Regions from separate parts of the Homo sapiens genome. Here region 1 is linked to region 2. A link is a contact called in ENCODE Hi-C or POLR2A ChIA-PET data. All regions are on one chromosome and are shown on one strand. The core of a region is the stretch at or near the end of the contact, and the rest is flanking DNA. Distances in the headings are between cores, read along the strand shown.

What was found. A loop is a pair of places that touch in the nucleus more often than their neighbours do. ChIA-PET counts read pairs that join two places held with the same protein, here RNA polymerase II (POLR2A). Pooled maps may share reads with other maps.
Region 1: a loop to region 2 is called in a pooled map, with 3 times the contacts of the local background. The contact joins the enhancer-like site here to the promoter of UBE2K in region 2. A Hi-C loop is called at or near these places in 1 of 168 maps with a recorded cell type or tissue (GM18951) and 7 of 50 pooled maps. POLR2A ChIA-PET finds 5 or more read pairs at or near these places in 8 of 52 experiments (Caco-2, GM12878, IMR-90 and 5 more).

Annotation. Positions count from the first base shown.
Region 1 is chr4:39,944,741-39,949,950 of GRCh38, reverse strand. The region is part of intron 2 of PDS5A (PDS5 cohesin associated factor A); the gene reads left to right. Among named protein-coding and RNA genes, the nearest start is that of PDS5A, 31 kb to the left of the region's middle. Within about 2 kb of position 3,555, at least 6 of the 41 ENCODE cell types and tissues checked have a DNase peak (open chromatin) inside an H3K27ac peak, as active enhancers do; they include GM12878, where a contact is called at or near this core.
Region 2 is chr4:39,694,124-39,699,400 of GRCh38, reverse strand. UBE2K (ubiquitin conjugating enzyme E2 K) reads right to left here and starts at 1,265. Exons shown (of 7, transcript NM_005339.5): 1 at 1,011-1,265. The coding sequence starts at 1,073. RefSeq lists a silencer at 1,282-1,571 and an enhancer at 1,652-1,711.

The sequences.
Region 1 (5,210 bases), core at 2,306-4,805, 250 kb before region 2:
CTGGGCAACAAGAGCAAACTCTGTCTCAAAAATAAAATAAAATGTATGGTTGTTTTTAGTATCATCACAAATGCTTGCAGTGATTGCCACAGTCAGGTTTTTTGTGGTGTTTTTCTTTTTTTTTTTTTTCTGAGACAGAGTCTTATTCTGTCGCCCTGGCTGGAGTGCAGTGGTGCAATGCACTGCAGCCCTGGCCCCTGCAAGTTCAGTGATTGTGCCACCCCAGCCTCCTGCGTAGCCGGGTGTGCGCCACCATGCCAAGCTAATTGTTGAAACTTTTTTTTTTAGAGATGGGGTTTCACCTGTTGCCCAGTCCGGTCTTGAACTCCTGGGCTCAAATGATCCATCCACCTGCCTCAGAACCCCAAAGGGCTGGGATTGTGTGAGCCACTTTGACCAGCTCGTAGTCAGTTTTAGAACAGTTATCATCTCAAAATGAAGTCCCTGTGTCCATTAGCTATTACCCTCATATTCCTCCCCACAGTCCTAAGGAATCACTAACCTACTTTTTGTCTATGTACATTTCCCCGATCTGGACATTTCATATAAATGGAATCATAAGCAAGTGGTCTGTTGTGGCTGGCATATTTCAGTTAGCATAACATTTCGCCCAGTCATACCATCAGTTCTTTTTTTTTTTTTTTTTTTTGAGATAGGTTCTTGCTCTTTCATCCACGCTAAAATGTAGTGGCTCCATCTGGGTTCACTGAAGCCTCGACCTCCCGCATTCAAGCAATCCTCCTGCCTCAGCTTCCTGAGTAGCTGGGACTATGGACATGTGCCACCACACCTGGCTATCTTTTTTTTTTTTGGTGTTTTTTGTAGAGACAGGGTTTCACTATGTTGCCCAGTCTCAAAATCCTGTGCTCAGGTGATCTCTGGCCTTGGTCTCCCAAAGTACTGTGATTACAGGTGTGAGCCACCATGCCTGGCTTTCATTATACCTTTTATGGCCAGATAATACTGTAGTGTATAGGTGTACCAAATTTTGTTTATCCGTTTGTTAGTTGATAATAAATGGGGTTGGGCTGGGCTCAGTGGCTCACACCTCTAATTCCAGAACTTTGGGAGGCCAAGGTGGGCAGATAATCTGAGGTCAAGAATTCAAGACCAGCCTGGCCAACATGGTGAAATGCCATCTCAACTAAAAATAGAAAAATTATCCGGGCATGGTGGCACATGCCTTTAATCCCAGCTACTCAGGAGGCTGAGGCAGGAAAATTGCTTGAAGCCAGGAGGCAGAGGTTGCAGTGAGCTGAGATGGCACCACTGCACTCCAGCCTGGGCAGCAGAGTGAGACTCGGTCTTTAAAAAAAAAAAAAAAAAAAATCCAGGCGTGGTAGCTCACACGTGTAATCCCAGCACTTTGGGAGGCCGAGGCAGGTGGATCATGAGGTCAGCAGTTCAAGACCAGCCTGGCCAAGATGGTAAAACCCCATCTCTACTAAAAATACAAAAATTAGCAGGGCCTGGTGGTAGGCGCCTATAAACCCAGCTACTCGGGAGGCTGAGGCAGAGAATTGCTTGAACCCGGGAGGCGGAGGTTGCAGTAATGCAGTGAGCCGAGGTCGCACCATTGCACTCCAGCCTGGGTGACAGAGCAAGACTCCATCTCAAAAAAAAAAAAAAAAAAAAAAAGGTTTGATTCACCTTTTGGCTATTGTGAATAATGCTGCTATAAACATTCTTGTGCAAATTTCTCTTTTCTTTTTCTTTCTTTCTTTTTTTTTTTTTTTTTTTGAGACGGGATATCTTGCTGTGTTGCCTACCTCCTGAGCTTAAGGAATCCTGCTGCCTCAGTCTTTCAAGTAGCTGAGACTACTGGTACGTGCTACCATACCCAGCTAATTTTTAAATCTTTAGTAGAAATGGGGTCTTGCAGTTGTTGCCCAGGCTAGTCTTGCATTCCTTGTCTCAAGGCATCCTCCCTCCTTGTCTTTCCAAATTGCTAAGATCATGGGAGTGAGCCACCATTCCTGGCTTATGTGCAAATTTTTGTGTGGACATTGCCATTATTTGGATAAGGTTTGTCCTCACCAAAACTTATGTTGAAGTTTGGTTCTCATTGCAGCAGTGTTGGGAATTGGGGCCTACTGGGAGGTGTTCCATCATGGGGCCAGTCCCTCATGAATAGATAATGCCATCTTGTGAGAGTGAGTTCTCACTCTTCTGGGACTGGATTAGTTACCCAAAAAGTGGGTTCTTATAAACAAGCTTGGTCCAACTCACAGCCCGTGGGTCACATGTGACCCAGGATGGCTTTGAATGTGGCCCAACACACATTCATAAACTTTCTTAAAACATTATGAGACTATTGTGCAATTTTTTTTGTTTGTTTTAAGGTTATTAGCTATCATTAGTGTTAGTGTACTTTATGTGTGGTCCAAGACAATTCTTCTTCCAGTGTGGCCCAGGGAAGCCAAAGGATTGGACACTACTGTTAGAAAGCAGGTTTACTCCCTCATGTTTATTTCATGTTTCCTCTCTCTTTTTTTTCCCCCCTTTCAGACAGTCTCTCTCTCACCCAGACTGGAGTGCAGTGGCATGATCTTGGCTCACTGCAGCCTCCGCCTCCCGGTTCAAGTTATCTGCCTCAGTCTCCTGAGTAGCTGGGAGTACAGGCACATGCCACCATCCCAGGCTAATTTTTTGTATTTTTAGTAGAGATGGGGTTTCACAATGTTAGCTAGGCTGGTCTTGAGCTCTTGACCTCAAGTGGTCCGCCAGCATCACCCTCCCAAATTGCTGGGATTACAGGCGTGAACCACCATGCCTGGTCATGTTTGTTTAATTTCTTTGTCAGATTATTCATTCCAAGTGTATAGAAATAGGATTTTTAAAAAACATATTTTAATTAATTTTTTTTTCTCAATAGAGATAGGGTCTTCCTGTGTTGCCCAGGCTGATCTCGAACTCATGGGCCTGAAGTAATTCCCCTCACCTCATCCCCTCACAGTGCTGGTTTTACAGATGTGAGCCACCACTTCCAGCCTATAGTAGTCCTTTATGATCAGTTTTATTTATTTCTCTTTTTCCCAAGACACAAGTCTTGCTGCAACGCCCAGGCTGGAGTGCAGTGGTGCAATCTTGGCTCACTGCAATCCACACCTCCTGGGTTGAAGCGATTCTCCTGCCTCAGCCTCCCAAGTAGCTAGGATTACAGGTGCCCGCCACGCCTGACTGATTTTTTGTATTTTTAGTAGAGACAGGGTTTCACCATATTGCCCAGGCTGGTCTCGAACTCCTGACCTCAAGTGATCCGCTTGTCTTGGCCTCCCAAAGTTCTGGGATTACAGGCATGAGCCACCACGCCTGGCCAATGGGTTTTATTTCTGTAAGGTAATTAGTAACATGTCTATTTTCATTCTGAATGTAGTAATTTGGTCTTTTTTTCTTGGTCAGTCTAGCTGAAAAGTCGTCAGTTTTGTTGATGTTTTCAAAGAACCAGCTTTTTGTTTCCCTTTCTCTAGCTGCCATCATGTTCTTCTGGGTGGTAATATTTTTGGCAACTGATATAGGAAGGCGATGCCCACTTCTGCTTCTCTGCCACTGTCTGCTTTTTCCCACCACCCGTTTCTCATCGTGCCTGTAGGGGAATTTCCCTATACTTACTGTTGATTTTCCTCTAAACTCTCACTGCTCCTGCCATAATTAATTCCATCTGCCTTTTTCCCACATATGTACGCTTGTCTGCTTGAATCTCTTTTCCTTTCCTTTTTTTTTCTTTCTTTTTTTTTTTTTATTGAGATGAAGTCTCACTCCATCACCCAGGTTTGAGTGCAGTGATGTGATCTCAGCTCACTGTAACCTCTGCCTCCTGGGTTCAAGCGATTCTCCTGCCTCAACCTCCCAAGTATATGGGATTACAGACACCTGCCACCATGCCCAGCTAATTTTTGTGTTTTTAGTAGAGACGAGGTTTCGCCTTGTTGGCCAGGCTGGTCTCGAACTCCTGACCTCAAGTGATCCCCCCCTCCCTCCACGGCCTCCCAAAGTGCTAGGATTACAGGCGTGAGCCACTGCGCCTGTCCTGCTTTTTTTTCTTTCAACTCTTAATCCGTTTAACCTTAGAAAAACTGCTGTGTTTTATTTTATTTTTGAGCAAAAACACCTTACATAATGTTTGATCATTTTAAGCATAAGGCAAACGATTTACCTTTATGAAGGAAAAGGAAAGCCAGAGTACTTGACATTCAGTTAATGGATTAAGAGATCTATTAAGTTGCTAGATGCTCCCATCTAAATTTTCTACTGTAGTCTTCATCTAACTAAATTGTGACAAAGTAGGCTTTTTGAGTTTGCCTGGGAACATAATCACTTAGTAGTTATAACTAATACAGTACAGTTTTTATAGTATAATGTGTGTATTTCAGTAGTCATTTGGGGAAGCATTCCTCCTACTATACTATATGTAACATATAGGTAAGAGTACTAAGCAGTGAGTGACTAGCTACATTGCCTGCATTTAATTTTTTTTTTTTTTTTTTTTTTTGAGGCAGTCTCGCTCTGTCGCCCAGGCTGGAGTGCAATGGCGTGATCTCTGCTCACTGCAAGCTCCACTTCCCGGGTTCATGCCATTCTCCTGCCTCAGCCTCCCTAGTAGCTGGAACTATAGGCGCCTGCCACCACGCCTGGCTAATTTTTTGTATTTTTAGTAGAGACGGGGGTTTCACCATGTTAGCCAGGATGGTCTCGATCTCCTGACCTCATGATCCGCCCACCTTGGCCTTCCAAAGTGCTGGGATTACAGGTGTGAGCCACTGCACCCGGCCGCCTGCATTTAGATTTTTATGCCCTTGGACAACTTATTTGGCCTGTTTCCTCATCTGTTAAACGGGGGTATTAATAATAATGCTTCTCATAGATATCATTGTATTACATAAGTTAATAGTGTATTCAAATTATTTGAAATGTACCTGACGCATAGCAGGAACACAATACATGTTAGCAGCTATTAGTACTATTGCAAGTGGTTCCTATAAACAAATAGGCTTTAAGAATTAAGAATTTGTAAAGAAAATAAAATGGAAACAGTTTGAGCTGTAAAGAAAAAAAGAATAGAGGATTTATTATGTGAGGGTCAAAATATAGAATGATTTGTTTGTATCATATCGTCTTCACTCGTTTTATTCTTCCATCTTACAAATACCCAAAGATTAGAGAGCATCTGAGGTTATGTTAAAACCAAGTCTCAAAGCCTTTGAACCCGC
Region 2 (5,277 bases), core at 16-2,515:
AAGTCGTGATAAATCTCAATAAGGAGATGAAACAATGTATTAATCTGGTGAAATTTCACATTTTTAATAGGTCTGCTTTTCAAAAGTAAGAATCAAGTTAACTATGAGGGACATCATAATGAAGTTTCGTGGCACAACACGAGTCACAGAGGCACTGTCTTAAGACAGTCTCTCTGATCTGTAACTTGTAAACAATATTTTGAAATAAGCTACTCATACATTCCATTATTTGTTTCCTAACTAAAAATATTTACATGTCTTTAATACACCAAACACCTTGCCTTTGCCCACTCAAAAGATTGAGATGTCAATAAAGATGAGGCCTAGGAATTTGGGGGTTAAGTGGAAAAGAGATAATTATCTTATTTGGAATTAACTTGCTAACTCAGGTGAAAATTCCCTTACCCCTGCCACCAAATAAGACAGTATTCTATTATGTCTCCCTTTGACTCCTAACACCCAACTAAGAAGGACTAACTCTGAATGTCCTTCCTTTTTAATCAATACCTAAGGACTCACTGCTCCTTCCCCAAGAAAAGAACAGTGAAGGCCTGACAGGCAATAACCCCGAATACCCTCAAAAGTGTGGGCCTTCGAGCAGCACTGCTCTTGGGATCCAGTTACCACCTTTCCCCTTCCCCCAACCCACTTCCCGGGTTTTCTCAGGCTCGGCCTGCTCCCTCCCCACCCCACAGCCACATTTCCAGCTGCGGCCACCGCCTCGGGTTCTCTTGTGAGCTTCCATCCCTCCGAGGAGTTGCCCCCTGTCCATCACCTCCCCAAACCATGTTCCACCCCAGACCACCCGCCCGCGAGACCGTCCATCCTAGCGCTCTGGGAGGGGAGGGGAAGGCGGCGGAAGGAGGAGGGGAACACTGCTGCTTCCTCACAGGCAGAAGGGCGGCCGCAAGGAGGACCACCCAGGGACTACCGGGGATATCGGGGTCGCAGCTGGGAGGACCCTCCCGCCCCAGGCAGAGGTGGGGGATATCCGGGAGTTCATTTCTGACCTCCTCGCTCTTCAGCACCTCCTTGAACTCCCGCTTGATTCGCTGCACCGCGATGTTGGCCATGTCTCCGCCCGCAGCTGATTCGTACCCGCCTCCTCCGCCACCGCTACGACCACCGCCACCGCCGCCACCTCTTCCTCCACCGCCTCCTCCCTCGGCGATTCAGACCTGAGCACACGAACACTGCCACTACCACCCCGGCCGCCGCGCTCGCCTCAGTGTGGAATCACCTCCGCGCCCGGCCACCAAAATGGCGCCGGGTCGGCGCATGCGCACGACGTTGACCCGGCCGGGCGGCGCAGCCGCTCCCGTTGGAGCCCCCATACGCCCGAGCCACGAGCTCGCGTCTCGGCTGGGGCTGCGGCCGCGTGGCTCCGCCCTGCCGGCGTCTGGGGCCGCGAGGGTGCGGCTTCCAAGCTGGCCGGCCCTAGCCGGCCCCCCCGGCCCTTCCCGGCGCCTCCGCTCCTGTTTAAACCCGGGTGCTGTGGTCTGGGCTTCCAGCGCTGGCCTCTGACCGAAGGTTCGGGCGCAACCGAACGGGTTTCCGACGCCGCACTCGGCTGGAACGCCGCCCTGACTCAGCTAGACCCGGAACCCGGAGGCTGAACGCCGTGTCTAGCGCAGGAAAACGCTCTCCCGGATCTCGGTCCGGCCCATTTTCAGTTGGTGTAGCCCCAGAAAATCTACTGCAGTCGTTTTTGTTCTGCAACATTTATAGTACCACGATTATTCCCATCATCTCAGGTAGCACAGATTATTGAATTAAGGCTGGTTATTGTTGGATCAGATTGGGTTTGAGACAGGTACTCGGTGGAGAGGCCTGAGGGTGGGTTTAGAAGCCAGATGTTGCTCTTTGACCTATTTAATACCGAGCTTGACACACACACACAATCTCTCTCTCTCTCTCTCTCTCTCTCTCACACACACACACACACACACACACACACACTCCTATGCCCATCCCTAGAGTGTAGGGTGGGCCTAAGACTGCGCTTCTAACAAGTCTCCCAGTTGCTGCTGCTGTTGGTGCTGGTTCCGGGACCACATTATGAGAACCACTGAACTGAATGAAGCATGTGAAAATTCACATATATTAAAGTGAAAATTGGAGAAATGGAAACAATTACAGTACCCTTCAGGGGACTCGGGGTGGGGGAGGGGGAGCCTTATTTCTGTAAACCTAGGCCTCAAAGGTGCCTGGTGATAGTAGGCACTCAATAAATATTGAATGAGTAAATGAGTACAGATAAGACTAAAACGTTTTTGCTGGCGCGGCGGATCGCTTGAGGTCAGGAGTCCGAGACCAGTCTGGCCAACATGGTGAAACCCCATCTCTACTAAAAATACAAAAATCAGCCAGGTGTGGTGGCAGGCACCTGTAATCCCAGCTATTCTGGAGGCTGAGGCAGGAACATCGCTTGAACCTGGGGGTCGGAGGTTGCAGTGAGCGAGATCGCGCCACTGCACTCCAGCCTGGGCCACAGTGCAAGATTCTGTCTCAAACAAAACAAAACAAAACAAAAAGTATAAAATATTTTAAGTGGAAAGTAAGTTTGAAAGTGGTTTCTGGGCCAGGTGCGGTGGCTCACGCCTGTAATCCCAGCACTTTGGGAGGCGGAGGCGGGCGGATCACGAGGTCAGGAGATCAAGACCATCCTGGCTAACACGGTGAAACCCCGTCTCTACTAAAAAAATATAAAAAAAATAGCTGGGCGTGGTGGCGGGCGCCTGTAGTCCCAGCTACTCGGGAGGCTGAGGCAGGAGAATGGCGTGAACCCGGGAGGCGGAGCTTGCAGCGAGCGAGATTGCGCCACTGCACTCCAGTCTGGGCAACGGAGCGAGACTCCGTCTCAAAAAAAAACAAAAAACAAACAAACAAAAGAAAGTGGTTTCTGGTCGGGCGCGGTGGCTCACGCCTGTAATCCCAGCACTTTGGAAGGCCGAGGGGGAGCAGATCACTTGAGCCCAGGAGTTTGAGACCAACCTGGGCCCTATGGTGAAATCCTGTCTCTAAAGATAATAATTTTTAAAAAAGAAAGTGGTTTCTAAGGTGCATAGTAATAATGGTTTGGTACTGAGAAGCATTTTGAATAGAACATTTTGGAATAAGTAATAAGGGTGTCATTTCAGAAGTTTATACTTCATGCACTTTCTTCACCTAGCCAATCAGTAAAATATCTATTATAAAAATATCACAAATACATGGTTTTACCAAAAGTAATTAAAATTGTGGTGGCAAACATGGAAATAGCCAATGGAGGCGAATCAGTGGGGGCACAAGGCAAAAGAGAATTTCTTAAACTCCCGCCCCAGGAACCAAGAGGAGATTTTAAAATTCCAGTTCTCTCCCATGGCAGTTCTCTTGCCAGCTTTTATTTCCTCATCTACGAAACGAGAAAACTGGATTAGATTATCTCTCTCAAGTTTTAAGAGTTCAGAATTCGAAAATATCATCTCAAAACATTTCCCCTAAGTGGGCTGACATAAATTATATAAACCCTTCTAGCAGAGCCCCCTAGTGGTCCTAAGAGGACTCAACCATATACGTAGGTCATGGTACAAGGAATTATTGGTGTAATGTAAATCACGCAATGCTATATGTATTTGTGCCAGTAGACTTAAAAAAATTATTTTGAAGAGTGCAAAAACTTTTTGAGCACTTTACATTATCACTGTCCAATCCTAATCTTGGAATGTGAAGAAACTTGGAATACTCAAAGGGGGACCAGTTAGAAGGGTCCAGGCCGGGCGCCCTGATTTATGTCTGTAATCCCAGCACTTTGGGAGGCCGAGGCGGGCGGATCGCTTGAGCTCAGGAATTCGAGACCAGCCTGGGCAACATGGTGAGACCCCCGACTCTACTAAAATACAAAAACTTAGCTGGGTGTGGTGGCGTGCGCTGTAGTCCCAACTACTTGGGAGGTTGAGGCAGGAGAATCGCTTGAACCCAGGAGGCGGAGGTTGCAGTGAGCGGAGATCACACCACTGCACTCCAGCCTGGGTGACAGAGGGTGACTCTGTCTCAAGAGAAAAACCACAAAAAGACAATTCCCCCTCTCCAAAAAAAGGTCTGGTAATTTCTTTCTTTTTTTTTTTTTTTTTTTTTTTTGTCTTTTTTCCCCCCTTTCTGTGGAGAACGGGGTCTCGCTATACTGCCCAGGCAGGTCTCAAACTCCTGGGCTCAAGGTATCCTCGCGCCTCTGCCTCCCTGAGAGCTGGGATTAAAGGTGTGAGCCACTGCACCGGACAAGGGTCTGGTAATTTCTTCAAGGGAGAGGGTTTGGTAATCTTTAAATGCACATAATCACTGCTCCTGCAATTTCACTTCTAGGAATTCATTCTGTAGTCCTTCTAATGAGACAACTGCATATTAACTGATATGAAACAATCTCCAGGATATATTTTAAGTGAATAAGAAGCGCCATGCGAGGCCAGTCACGGTGGCTCACACCTGTAATCCCAGCACTTTGGGAAGCTGAGGTGGGCCGATCACTTGAGGTCAGGAGTTGGAGACCAGCCTGGCCAACATGGTGAAACCCTGTCTCTATTAAAAATACAAAACATTAACTGGGCATAGTGGCGGGCACCTGTAATCTCAGCTACTCGGGAGACTGAGGCAGGAGAATTGCTCAAACCCAGGAGGCGAAGTTTGCAGTGACCCAAGATTGCACCACTGCACTCCAGCCTGGGCAACAGAGCCAGACTCTGTCTCAAAAAAAAAAAAAAAAAAAAAAAGAAGCACCACGCTAAATGCAATGTGGTATCCTGAATTGGATCCTAGAACCAAAAGGGCATACCTAGTGAAATATAAATAAATTCTGTAATTTAGTTAATGGTATTATAACAATGCTAATTTCTCAGTTTTGACATAGCCATATGGTAATGTATGATGTTAACATTAGTGGAAGTTGAGTAAAGAGTATACAAGAATCTCTGTACAGGGCCGGGTGCGATTGCTCAAACCTGTAATCCCAGCACTTTGGGAGGCCAAGGCAGGCAGCTCACCTGAGGTCAGGAGTTCGAGACCAGCCTGACCAACATGGAGAACCCCGTCTCTACCAAAAATACAAAATTAGCCAGGCATGGTGGTGCATGCCTGTAATCCCGCCTACTCAGGAGGCTGAGGCAGAAGAATAGCTTGAACCCAGGAGGCGAAGGTTGCAGTGAGCCAAGATCACACCATTGCACTCCAGCCTGGGCAACAAGAGCGAAACTCCGTCTCAAAAAAAAAAAAAAAAAAAAGAATCTCTGTACTATCTTTTCAACT